2 separate regions of the Mus musculus genome follow, and region 2 is linked to region 1. Evidence: chromatin contacts called from ENCODE Hi-C or POLR2A ChIA-PET data. All regions are on one chromosome and are shown on one strand. Each heading gives the region's core, a stretch centred on a gene start or an enhancer-like site at or near the end of the contact. The rest is flanking DNA. Distances are from core to core; before and after follow the strand shown. Region 1 overlaps Cabin1 (calcineurin binding protein 1). Region 2 holds the start of Mif (macrophage migration inhibitory factor (glycosylation-inhibiting factor)).

Region 1 (5,633 bases), core at 1,571-4,070:
TGCTAGGCAGTGTCACCTCCTGGAGTACAAAGCCAGAGTAGAAGAGAGCCAGGCAAGTGGTCCTCAAGACCTGCCACTCCCTCCCCAGGCCGCACGGGATGGTGTACCCTGGGTCCTCTTACCACCACATACAGCTCCACTTTTCCCTTGAGGCATCTCAGAGAGCCATTTACTGTCTCTTCATCTTTCCACATGCTTCGCCTCTTCTAGGAAAAGCTAACTATAGGCTCCCCTCAAGTTTTGAAGTAGGCTCCGTGTTCTCCCTACTGAAAGTCTAAAGTTTAGGGAATAGACTAGTTAGATTTTTCTCTTGGAACTTGCCCACTAGTGGCCCTACATCGTACATAGAGACATAAGTGAATAGCTTCCTCCCAGGCTGGCACTGAGGAGGGAACAGGGAGACAAGCCAGAGGTCTTTACTGAGGCCCTGCTAGTATGGGTGGATGTCTTCAAGAGAGGGAGGAGCTGGACTCTGCCTGTGTGTCAGTTGTGTTCTGGTAGACTGTGGCTCGTGCTGGTAGACTGTGGCTCGTGTTGGCTATGCCAGAGAGCTCAGAATGAGGCAAGATATGATGTTGGCATCCAGGGTCCAGATGAAGTGTCACACCTATGCGCCTGAATTGGCTAGCACGGGGCAGTATAGTACCCCATTGACTTTCCTCACTTTGCCTTTGTCTTCACAGGCCTCAGGAGATACGCCCACTACCCCCAAGCACCCCAAGGACAGCAGAGAGAATTTCTTCCCTGCAACAGTGGTCCCCACGGTACCTGACCCCACAGCACCTGATGCTCTCCAGAGGCCCAGTGACTCCCACCTCAAGCCTGTATTGGCTACTGTCATCACCTGCCCTCCCTCAGCTTCAGCCTCTATCCCAGACCTATCCACAGATCCTGGAATTCCCCGGCCACACAGGCCAGAGACTACCCCCAGCAGGGCCCCTTTAAGTCCTGGTAAGTGCCATCTCAGTTCACCTGAGCCAAGTCCCCTCTGCCAGGTGCCACAAATCCTTCCCCTCTAGAATTGGCAAAGAAGCATATGGGGTGCCCTCCAGCACCCCCAGGCTTACCCTGGGGCTATTGGCTGTTAGTCCAGGTCATAGTTGCTAGCAATATTGGTGGTTCTTGCCCCCTGTGCCTGTCCTGCCTGCACGTGGAAGGACCAGGAGAGGGAGCATGTACCATCGCTGAAGGGTTTGCCATGTCCTAGCCTCTGCCCCAGCAGAGCCCCAAAATAGGAAAGTTGGCTTTATCAGTAGTAGAAAGGAAGCCAGTGTAGACCAGGCTGCTATGGAAGGCTCTGGCCTTGGCAGGCTTTGAGGCCCCAGGTAATGTCCAGGACCAGATATGTTCCCACTGGTGGCATGACAAGTTGAAGGCAGAGCCAGGTCAATGGATCTGTGAAGAAACACAGGATGGGATGGAGGTGCACAGGCTGACTCAGTCAGGTGGAAACCCTCATTTCTTCTGAAGATCAAGAGCCACCAGGCAGGGTGGCCAGCATGGCAGGCAGGACGTGTTCTGGAACCTTCCTAGGAGGAAGAAGGCCTCAGTGGGCAAGATGCCGTCCTCTTCACTGCCGCAGCTACTTCTCTGGCTTTGTGGTTGGTGGTGTCTGACTCTGCCCACCCCCAGGCATGCTCCCTGTTGACCGTGGGCTGTGACAGACTCTGACATAACAGCTCACTTTTCCAGCAGAGACTAGTCTTCCACCCTTCCTTCCCTCACCCTGGTTCAGGTCCTGATCAGTGTCCTATGCTCCATAGTTGCGTGGTCACCTGCCCAAACCGGAGCCATCTGTTAAGGTTCGCCTGTCCTCCCAGCCACATTGGGAGCTGCCACCTTCAGCCATGGGACCTTGCCTTTGTCTCCTATTTCATCTGCACAGTGGGACAGTGAGCCTCTATCTGTGCTGCCTGATTGGAGACTGGGTTGGAAGCGCCCCTCTCAGCTCCTTCTGGGGCTCGGTGCCAGGCACCGGGATTTTCAGCAGATGCTCTCCCCAGGTTACCTTGAGGATTGTGCCAGGTTAGGGACCCAGTCACTCACCATTTGTTCCAGAGGAACCTCTGAAGGCCACAGGACAGGGCGGTTGGCAGTTGGGCTCAGGTGAGCATGCACAAAGCTCTGGGTGCCATCCGCAGCTGTCCTAATCACTTCTATCTCCTCACACCACAGGGCTTGGACTCACGGTAGCAGATGAGCTCAAAGTACAGGGGGCAGAGCCAGAGCAACTTTGTGGCTGTTAGTGATCACACAGGCCCACACCGCCGGTTGCCTTGCCCTCTGCTCATCTAGATCCTAGACTAGCAATGGCTGGCATCATGGAGCGTGTCAGGAGTCTCCCACAGCATTCCCAGTGCCGCCTCCCGTTAGCAGGGTAGAAAGGAATGAGGGTTTCCACCTGACTGAGTCAGCCTGTGCGCCTCCATCCCATCCTGCGTTTCTTCACAGATCCATTGACCTGTTCTCCCTTCAGCTTATCATGCCTACAGTGCCATGACACCCACTAAGCTGCCTTCCCTGGGTCCTGACCCAAGGTCATACCCATGTGCCCCACGACCTTGGAGAATCTGAGGACTGGGGTGCCAGGCCCAGTGTTCTGAGTGGGCTGTTCCTAGTTGATGGTCTCCTGTGCAATTGAGTTGAAGTCATTAGCTGCTCTCCTGAGTGGGTGACAGCCTGTCTTTCTTGATGGGACCTCTGCCTGGTTCTGTTGATGTCTTGTCTGAGCGAGCACAGCAGGTAGGCAGCTACACCACTTTTGAACGCTGGCTGGCAGGCTGCCTCCAAGCAAACAGAATCCTACAATTCATATCTTATTTCTGGAGGTTAGCTCTGGGGAAGAGTACCTCCTTCTGTATGTATATTCCACAGTAGCACTCTGACGAATGTGGATAGGGACAGCCCTTAGCAAGAACTTGGTTGGGCCTGGCCAGAAGGCCCGGGCACACCCATCCCCTGACCAGCCTGCCTTCCGACTCAGATCAGCACATGTTTGTGGGGATTTTCCATGATCACCAGAGCTCTCTGGGGTAATATGGGGACCAGTTTGGAACAGCCATGTCTGTAGGGCCCACATCCTGCATCTCTTCAACTAGTCGAACCCTCATGGAAAGAGTGCCTCACCAGTTCCTAGACTGCCCAGCTGTGATAGGCTAGTGCAGCAGAGTGGCTGGGTCTGCTGTTCCTGTTGATGGTACAGCCTGCTTACAGAGGCCCTTGACAGACATATGTGGGGGACTTTAATAGCAAGAAGTTAGAACGTGGGGCTAAGTGAAGACTAAGCCACCTGGGAGCACAGTTGCCTACCCAACAGCCTCCCAAGGAACATATGGGAGGGCCCAGAAGACAGCTGCGGAAAGATCCTGGTGGCTCTGCCTCCCCACCCACGCTGGCCAGTGCAGTGATCTAGCCCTGGCTTATCCTGCCTGCTACATCTACCCATGCAGTCCCAGCCTATGCCCAGCCCCCACCACCTTAATGAAGGAGAGTTCCTTTTTCCTAAAGCTGTCATGTGAAGAAAATAGTTAGGACAGCAAGTAGAAACAGAATGTAGGGGCCACAATGTCAGCTTGGTCCAGGTCCTGAGAGTCCAGGGGAGTCTGAGCCAAGCCCCAAGCCTCCTGGGACAACCCCCACAGTTCTGGTGCCAGGCTTTAAATCTACTCCAGAGAACAGGAATGGGTTCTCCTAATGGCGTCCTGAGTGGCCAGGCTAGCCCTAGTGAGGGGAAGAGGTGCCCTTGCTTCGTGAGTATCTTCCCCTATGTCCACATCTCCGCTGGACACCTCTCAGTACTGTCCTTCCTCAGGATGCTTTTAGGAAGGAAGCCTGGGCTCCACGCGGTCCTGAAGCAGGCCTGTGGGACCCCGTGACCAGCTTTTGTTTTGTTGTTTTGGTTTCTCTTTGTAGCCCTGGCTGTCCTAACTCACTTTGTGGATAGGCTGGCCTCAAACTCAGAGATCTGCCTGCCTCTGCCTCCCAAGTGCTGGGATTAAATGCCACCACCATCTGGCCAGTTTTTTTTTTTTTTTTTTTTTTTGTTTTTCGGGTATTTGGAAAAAGAATTCCCAGCAGTGTTTGCTGTTACAGTTGAAGACCTTGAATAGTAAACAAGTAAGGGGGCACTTTGGCCACCTGAGGCTGCTGCTGCAGGGAAGGAGGAGCCAGCCACCTGACACCCATCCTACCCAGAGTGCACCTTGGTCCACCTCAGGGAAGTCAGCCATGTTGATCCAGATCATCTAGAAGGATGGTACTCTGGAGAAGTTTTGTTGTATTTGGCTTTTTGAGTAGTGTCTCAAGTCCAGGCTGGCCTCCAGCTAGTTACAACCATCCTTATCTCTGCCCCCAACTCAAAGCCAGACATTTGTTCTGCCTGTGTGTCCTAACCCCCACCTCTGCCACTCAGGAAACCCCTGTTAAGCCAGCCAGCCGCATCAGGTGGAGCGCTGCCCTCTGTGGATGGGTACGGCCTTGGGTCCAGGCCCAGAGAAGGCAGTTTGGTTGGTGTATATCTAGATTTCCACCCTGCAAATGGGAGGTGGTGCTAAGAATGCCGCAGGGCAATCCTGAGGTGCTCCACTCTGCCAGCCATTGTTTGTCTATGACCCAGACTTCCAGGCAGTGAAGACAAAAGAGGGAGTGGCTCAGGTCGGGTGAGATCCGGTCTTCTCCAAGTTGGGTGTGGTAGGACATACCTTCCTCCAGAGCTGAAACTGGATAATCTCATGAGTTTATCCTGAGATCCAGAGCAAGAACTCCTCTTTAAATAAAGAGATAGAAAAGAGGAGCCCTCTGGACCACGGAGGCTCAGGTGGAAGAGTCCCATGGCACTCAGGTTCCTGCCTTTCCCCTGCTGAAGGAAGGAGGTGGCTGTCCCTGGCAGGGGCAGGGTGAGAACTGAATGAGTGGGGAGATGGGAGAGAGATCCTCACTGGAAAGGCAGGGACAGCTGTGTCCCTAGTTCCATCCAACCACATGTGACCAGTTCCAAGGCCCTGCCTTGTGCTCAGCAGGAAGATATGGTACCCTTGTGTTCCTTCCTACTTTGGTCTTAGTTGACAGCTTTGGTGGTTTTTACTCTGGTTGTAATCACCATTCCTGTGAGCAGGAGGAGGGATAGGCACCCTCACACATAAGCCCACTCCTGACAGCCATGGCGGTATCTTACCTAAGTCTAAGAGCTGTGTCCCGTGAGCAACTTAGAACACTGTCTCTCTCGCTCTCTAGCCAGTCAGGCCCCTCAAGACTCCTAGCCAGGCAGGCATCCCACAGATTGTCATTCAGGACAGAGGGACATGGCACCACCTCATGAAGACCAAGGAGGGCTCCGATTATGGCCCTGGCTATGTCAGGCCCCACTGTACACACACAGACACAGTCTACTTAAGGTGTGATACATTTCTTGAAACTACCTGCCTGTGCTTTGCTGGTCCTTGGCTCCTGTGGAGATAGAGCGCCGCATTCCCGTCATAGGGTCATAGGTCCTAGGGCATAGTCAGGTCCTGCAAGGCCTGGCACAGAAACGTGGATCCTGGGGAGGGGGAGGGGCTTGCTCCAGGGAATGGGGATGTTCCCTGTCACTGGCCTGTGTCTCCACAGAGGGAGAAGAGGCATCAGGAGTGACGGAG
Region 2 (5,750 bases), core at 2,516-5,015, 210 kb before region 1:
GGCTTGCAAAAGATTTTCGATTATATCATGTTCCTGCTGCCACACTTCAGCAGAAATTTGATATCTCTCGAGCCTCAGCACGAGATGTGGTGTTACAATGCCCACAGTGTGTACAATTTCACCACCCTCCTCATGTTGGTATTTACCCTCGTAGATTGCTTCCTCTAAAACTGTGGCAAATGGATGTTACTCATGTCTCAGCATTTGGAAGATTAAAATATGTTCATGTTTCAATTGACACCTGTTCAGGTGTCATTTTTGCCTCCCCCATGTCTGGTGAGAAATCCTGCAACGTGGTTGGCCATTGTCTAGAAGCCTGGGCAGCTTGGGGAAGTTTAAAAACTGATAATGGCCCCGCATATTCATCAAAATCATTCCAAACCTTTTGCAAAATAATGCAGGTTAGTCACTCTACTGGCCTTCCCTACAATCCACAGGGCCAAGGCATTGTGGAAAGAGCACATCGAACCTTAAAAGAACTCTTACAAAAACAAAAAGGGGGAATCGCCAATGGCCGGCCACCCAAAGAACAATTATCTTTAGCCCTCTTTAATTTTTTTAATTCTGGACGAACATGGTTGTTCGGCTGCAGATAGGCATGCCATGACCTCGCCTATCCTTAAACAGGATGTCAAATGGAAAGATGTCCTAACTGGAAAATGGTATGGTCCAGATCCTGTTATTTCGAGATCCAGGGGAGCTGCTTGTGTTTTTCCACAAGGTCAAGAACGCCCAATTTGGGTACCAGAGAGGCTGACGCGAAAATTGCTCCCCCGACAGAGATATAGATTGTAATAATTCTGGAAGGAAGTGTTTTTTAGCAGAATGTTGGCAGGGTATACTGCTGTGGTTATGAAACTTCCCACCTTTGTGCCTATAGTAGATTTTGAAATGTTTGCCACCTATGCCCATTAGGTGCCCCTTGTATAAAGTTGTACAAGCTAATTTCTCTCAGTCTCTTGAACAGAGTCGCCTCTTATCTGAGTAGGACCTGACTGCCTCTTATCTGAGTTGGTCGGCTAAAAGCGGAGCAGTTGTCCAGAAAGCTGCTCCTCCAGATTGCAAAACTCAACAGCACTCGACTGGACCTTGTCACCTTGGGGAACTTCACCTCCTGGATCACCAATGCCTTCTCATTTTTTAAGGAATGGGCGGGAATGTTGGCCTGGGGGGCAGTGGTCCTCCTGGGTTGTGTCTTTTGTATCTGGCTATTGTGTCGATTCAAACGAGAGCACACTCAGGATAAGGCAGTGGTGTACCAAGCATTGATGGTGCATCTCCCAATGTTTGGCTGGCCTCTTTAAAAAATTAAGAGTTCGCCCTAGGTTGTCTGGCAGTTGTAGTCACACAGATCCATGGTATCCAGTGACAGGCAACTTTCCTTATGCACAGACCAACCTAAGACATGGGGCCTGGAGGCTATAGGGTAACCCTAGGACGGGTAAGGCTGTGACATGAAAGGATCGACCTAAGACAGGAGCCGTGGCCGATGGACAGACTTGCCCAGACCTAGTCCAGCATCATATTATTAAACAAAAAAGGGGGAGATGTAGGCAGCTGGGCGCCTAAAAGATGGCGCCGGCCTCCGGCATACCGTCACTGTAAACAATGTTACTGCGCAGGCGCTAGCCTGAATCTGGCGCCAACCCCTCCCAAGCGGGTGCATACAAATCAAAGTGCCGGCAGATTGACCAATCCCAGGAGGACACACAGATCTCCCCAGTGCTGGGGTGTATATAAGCAGTCCTCGCTGGGTTTCCGAGGTTCCCGTAGCATCGAGGTGTTCCTGAAATAAAAAAGGCTGTTGAGAAGAATCCGACTGTGTTGCTTTTTTTCTTGCTGGACGAGGTGAGCGCAACAAGTTAGGGGGTTACAGGATCCCGGACAGGCACTTGTCAATTCTGATATGGGAAGCCAATGGAAGAAAGGCTGCTGGAACCTGTTATTTTATCCCTTAGTGCAAAAAAATTTGTTGAGTATAGCAAACTGCTTTCTGTAACCAGAATCTAAAGGACCAATGGGGATCAAGAGCCTAAAGCTACCAGGGAGCGTCTGGAAGGCACGGCATGCCCAGGGAGCTTCTAACATCCTTACCAACCTGGAGGATAACTGTAAACAAGTCAAAATTACCCAAATATGCCCCCCAAGAATACTGGGGAGCTGTGTCCCAAGATCAAGGGCCCCTGAACCAGAGCCCAGATAGTAACCCTGGAATGAGACCTTTGGCTGTAGCTGGCCTCAGACTTGTCCATTTTTACCATCAATGCTCCCGGAACTGGGAGGGTTAGAGCCTGGGTCCTGGCCGTTCAGACATCCTCTAGTCCAACTAAACAGACAACAGTGGAAAGCGGAGGAGGGAGATTTATTTCAACGTGGCCACCCTGGGAAGGAAGAGGAACATAAAGGAAGTCCAGTGACTGTCACCCCAAGCTCATCTTCAGGGTCCTGCCAGAGGAAGTTTACATTTAAATAGAGGGCAAGAGGTAGGTAGAACTAAGAGATTCTGCTCAAGATGTGATCCCCCAGCAGCACTGTCAAGCTTCAGTCTCTTCTGCAAGACTGACAAGCGTCCAGAGCTGCATAAAATCTCTGCCTTCCAGCCTTTCTCTTTCACCAGCAGGAGACTCCAGAGAAAATTCCATTTCCTTGGGAACCATTGTTTCAATAGTCTGTTAGCCAAAGGGAGGGGGCACAAGTGTCTCTTTAGAATATCTTCATTTCTGTCAGAAACCTAATAGAAACCTTGACATCACAGACAGAACTGGTAGTCCCCACACTACAATCTCTTGATCCACTGTAAAGTTTTTAACAAAAATTAAAAAGGGCTAGGGAAAACAAAGGAAGTCCCAAAATTCCCGTGACATTTCCTGGGCACCGGTCGGATGTCTCACTTGTTAATGAGAAAGCTATACAAAGTCTACCAAGGGCTCTAGATAAGGGTGACTCTGCTGGATCTAATTTGAGCAGGGCTTCCCTGAGGACTGGCAATTGGCCAGAGGAGCAGAACTAGTTAGTACCGCTGGCTCACAGCCTGCTGCCCACTCCTCCCCTGGGAATCTCTCCAAGCATCCTCACCTGTGTGGAGTAACAGGAATGTAGGGAAGTAACTAGATGGCGACTCCGTTCTGCCTCCTTCCCCATTTCACACTCACAAGCCTAGGCCTGGTGGACACGTGTCCCAGGAGGCTCAGGACACACAAAAAGTCGCAGTTGAAAGTGTGTGGGACGAAGGTGATACTGGGCCAGGCAGGGGATCGAGGGCTGACTGTTGGTACAACAGGAGAGCAAAAGCAAGCAAGTGATGGGGCTTGGCTAATTTCTTGAGCTTAGAGAAAAGTTCCCAAGGCAAGGAAGGATTGTTTTTTCTCCAAGTACAAGCCATCACGCTTTTGGCTCATTGTTTGAGGTTAAGTTGTATTCACTAAAGTAGGTCGATCCTAGCCCACTAGCATGAGAAATAAGGCCAACCTACAGGTTCCACCAATAACTTAAGTTCCCTCTTCTTGGAACAGAAATCTCTCAGACCTGAACTTCTTACTATACGGTTAATCTGTAGCATCTACCTGGAATGCCTCGACAAACCTAATCACTAGAGTCAAGTCCTCACTATCTAGCATCCTCCGTTTCCATCTTAGGAAACAAAGAGCCCATGTAATACTTCCTACAGCACCAGAAGCACAGCAAGACCTCTGCAGAAGCAGCGCGCTGAAGGGCAGTCACCGCCCCTTTGGGACGTAGTCTGACGTCAGCGGAGGCGGAGCGGCAGCCGGCTTGGGGCGGTACTGAGCTGGGTCACGTAGCTCAGGTCCCTGGCTTGGGTCACACCGCGCTTTGTACCGTCCTCCGGTCCACGCTCGCAGTCTCTCCGCCACCATGCCTATGTTCATCGTGAACACCAATGTTCCCCGCGCCTCCGTGCCAGAGGGGTTTCTGTCGGAGCTCACCCAGCAGCTGGCGCAGGCCACCGGCAAGCCCGCACAGGTTTGCAGGGAGGACACAGGAAGAGAGTAGGGTGGGGTGGGCCGGCCCGACGTGTGAGGAGGGATGGGGCTGGAAGCCAAGGTGTGCCGGCGGGTGGCGGCTGGAGCTCTCCGGAAGACCTGTGGCCCTGTAGGCAGTCTTTCAGGCGGTCTAACAGTGTGTCTGTATCCCTCCCGCCTCGCCGCCCCTCCCCCCACCCAGTACATCGCAGTGCACGTGGTCCCGGACCAGCTCATGACTTTTAGCGGCACGAACGATCCCTGCGCCCTCTGCAGCCTGCACAGCATCGGCAAGATCGGTGGTGCCCAGAACCGCAACTACAGTAAGCTGCTGTGTGGCCTGCTGTCCGATCGCCTGCACATCAGCCCGGACCGGTGCGTGGGGGACGAGGGGAGGAGGGGGAGGAGGGGCACTGGGAGGTCAGCAGGCAAAGAGGGGGGGGCGTTCAGAGGACACTGGCACGCAGCGCGCTCTCCTAGACCACGTGCTTAGCTGAGCCAGGCTTTCATTTTCTCAGGGTCTACATCAACTATTACGACATGAACGCTGCCAACGTGGGCTGGAACGGTTCCACCTTCGCTTGAGTCCTGGCCCCACTTACCTGCACCGCTGTTCTTTGAGCCTCGCTCCACGTAGTGTTCTGTGTTTATCCACCGGTAGCGATGCCCACCTTCCAGCCGGGAGAAATAAATGGTTTATAAGAGACCACGGTTGCCTCAGCTTCTGCTTCCTTGGCTTGCGGAGGAATTGGGTGCAGGGTGGGGACCTTGAATGGAAGCCCAGGCTCTGAACGTGGGATTGGGGTGTGATGGCAGGGTCGAAGCTGGCCAGTTTGGTCCTCTCTAAACTAGTCCAGTGGTTCAGATGTCCTTTCTTGTGGCCTCTCCTATGCAGCCTTATGTATAAAAGAGGCCGACTTATTCACCTGGTCAGGAGTGTTAATTAGGTCCTTACCACAGTGGCAAATGGAGCCGGTAATATGTGTCATGGAAGGGGAGGTGCTTGGATACAGGGGAGAAATTAATAGTGTGCTCCAGCTGGGCCTGCACCTTCCTCGGCCCCATTTTCCTTCCCAAGAATCACTGTGCTCTAAGCCATGTGGTGGCCACTTCCTTGATCTGGACAATTAACTTGGTGGGAGAGGTAGCCAGGATACAGAGTTCTCCCTAGACCACTCTGCCCACTTCCCCAACGCCCTCCCCCCCCCCCCCCCCACAATCACAGCAGGTCCCTGAGAATTCATGAAGGCGGAGGGACTACCTGCCGTCGATTATTGTTTATGTAAAAGGTGCTGGCCAAGGCCCAGCTCAATTTAGGAATTTGGTAGGAATAACCCCAAGCCCAGGGACCCGGGTAGATGGGGACTGGATAGGAACCCTGCTTTGACCATGAGACCTACTTCTGCTACCTAAGGAATTTCTCACTGTTCTGGTGTGAGGGCTGGCCTTCCAGCTGGGGAGGGCCAACCCACTAGCTGGAAAATCCCCACACTCCAGCTGGGGTTATAGTCTGTGTCAGGGCTGGCTTGAGTCTTTGCTAAAGAAAGCCTTGGCCAGGCTGTGGTGGCTGGCCCATGCCCTTAATCCCAACACTCAGGAGGCAGAAGCAGGTGGATCTCTCTTGAGTTCCAGGTCAGCCTGGTCTACAGAGAGAAACCTTGTCTAGGAAAAACACAAAAATGTAGCCTGTTGCCTATCACACTGCCCTTCCATAGATAAAGGTCTATGACAACAGCTTCCACAGAGAGGGACTCTGGCTGCATGTACCCT

What was found. Hi-C counts contacts between places; a loop is a spot of excess contacts on that map. ChIA-PET counts read pairs that join two places held with the same protein, here RNA polymerase II (POLR2A).
Region 2: POLR2A ChIA-PET joins it to region 1 with 11 read pairs in embryonic stem cell. The contact joins the promoter of Mif here to the enhancer-like site in region 1. A Hi-C loop is called at or near these places in 1 of 37 maps with a recorded cell type or tissue (adrenal gland). POLR2A ChIA-PET finds 5 or more read pairs at or near these places in 3 of 5 experiments (Patski and embryonic stem cell).

What each region holds. Positions count from the first base shown.
Region 1 is chr10:75,648,193-75,653,825 of GRCm38, reverse strand. Cabin1 (calcineurin binding protein 1) reads left to right here. Exons shown (of 37, transcript NM_172549.3): 34 at 684-951; 35 at 5,605-5,633. Among named protein-coding and RNA genes, the nearest start is that of Susd2, 7.0 kb to the right of the region's middle. Within about 2 kb of position 2,820, at least 1 of the 3 ENCODE cell types and tissues checked has a DNase peak (open chromatin) inside an H3K27ac peak, as active enhancers do.
Region 2 is chr10:75,858,292-75,864,041 of GRCm38, reverse strand. Mif (macrophage migration inhibitory factor (glycosylation-inhibiting factor)) reads left to right here and starts at 3,765. Exons shown (of 3, transcript NM_010798.3): 1 at 3,765-3,981; 2 at 4,183-4,355; 3 at 4,499-4,689. The coding sequence starts at 3,874. The coding sequence ends at 4,565. Gm40697 (a long non-coding RNA gene) reads right to left here and starts at 3,132. Exons shown (of 2, transcript XR_871836.3): 1 at 3,076-3,132; 2 at 2,344-2,669.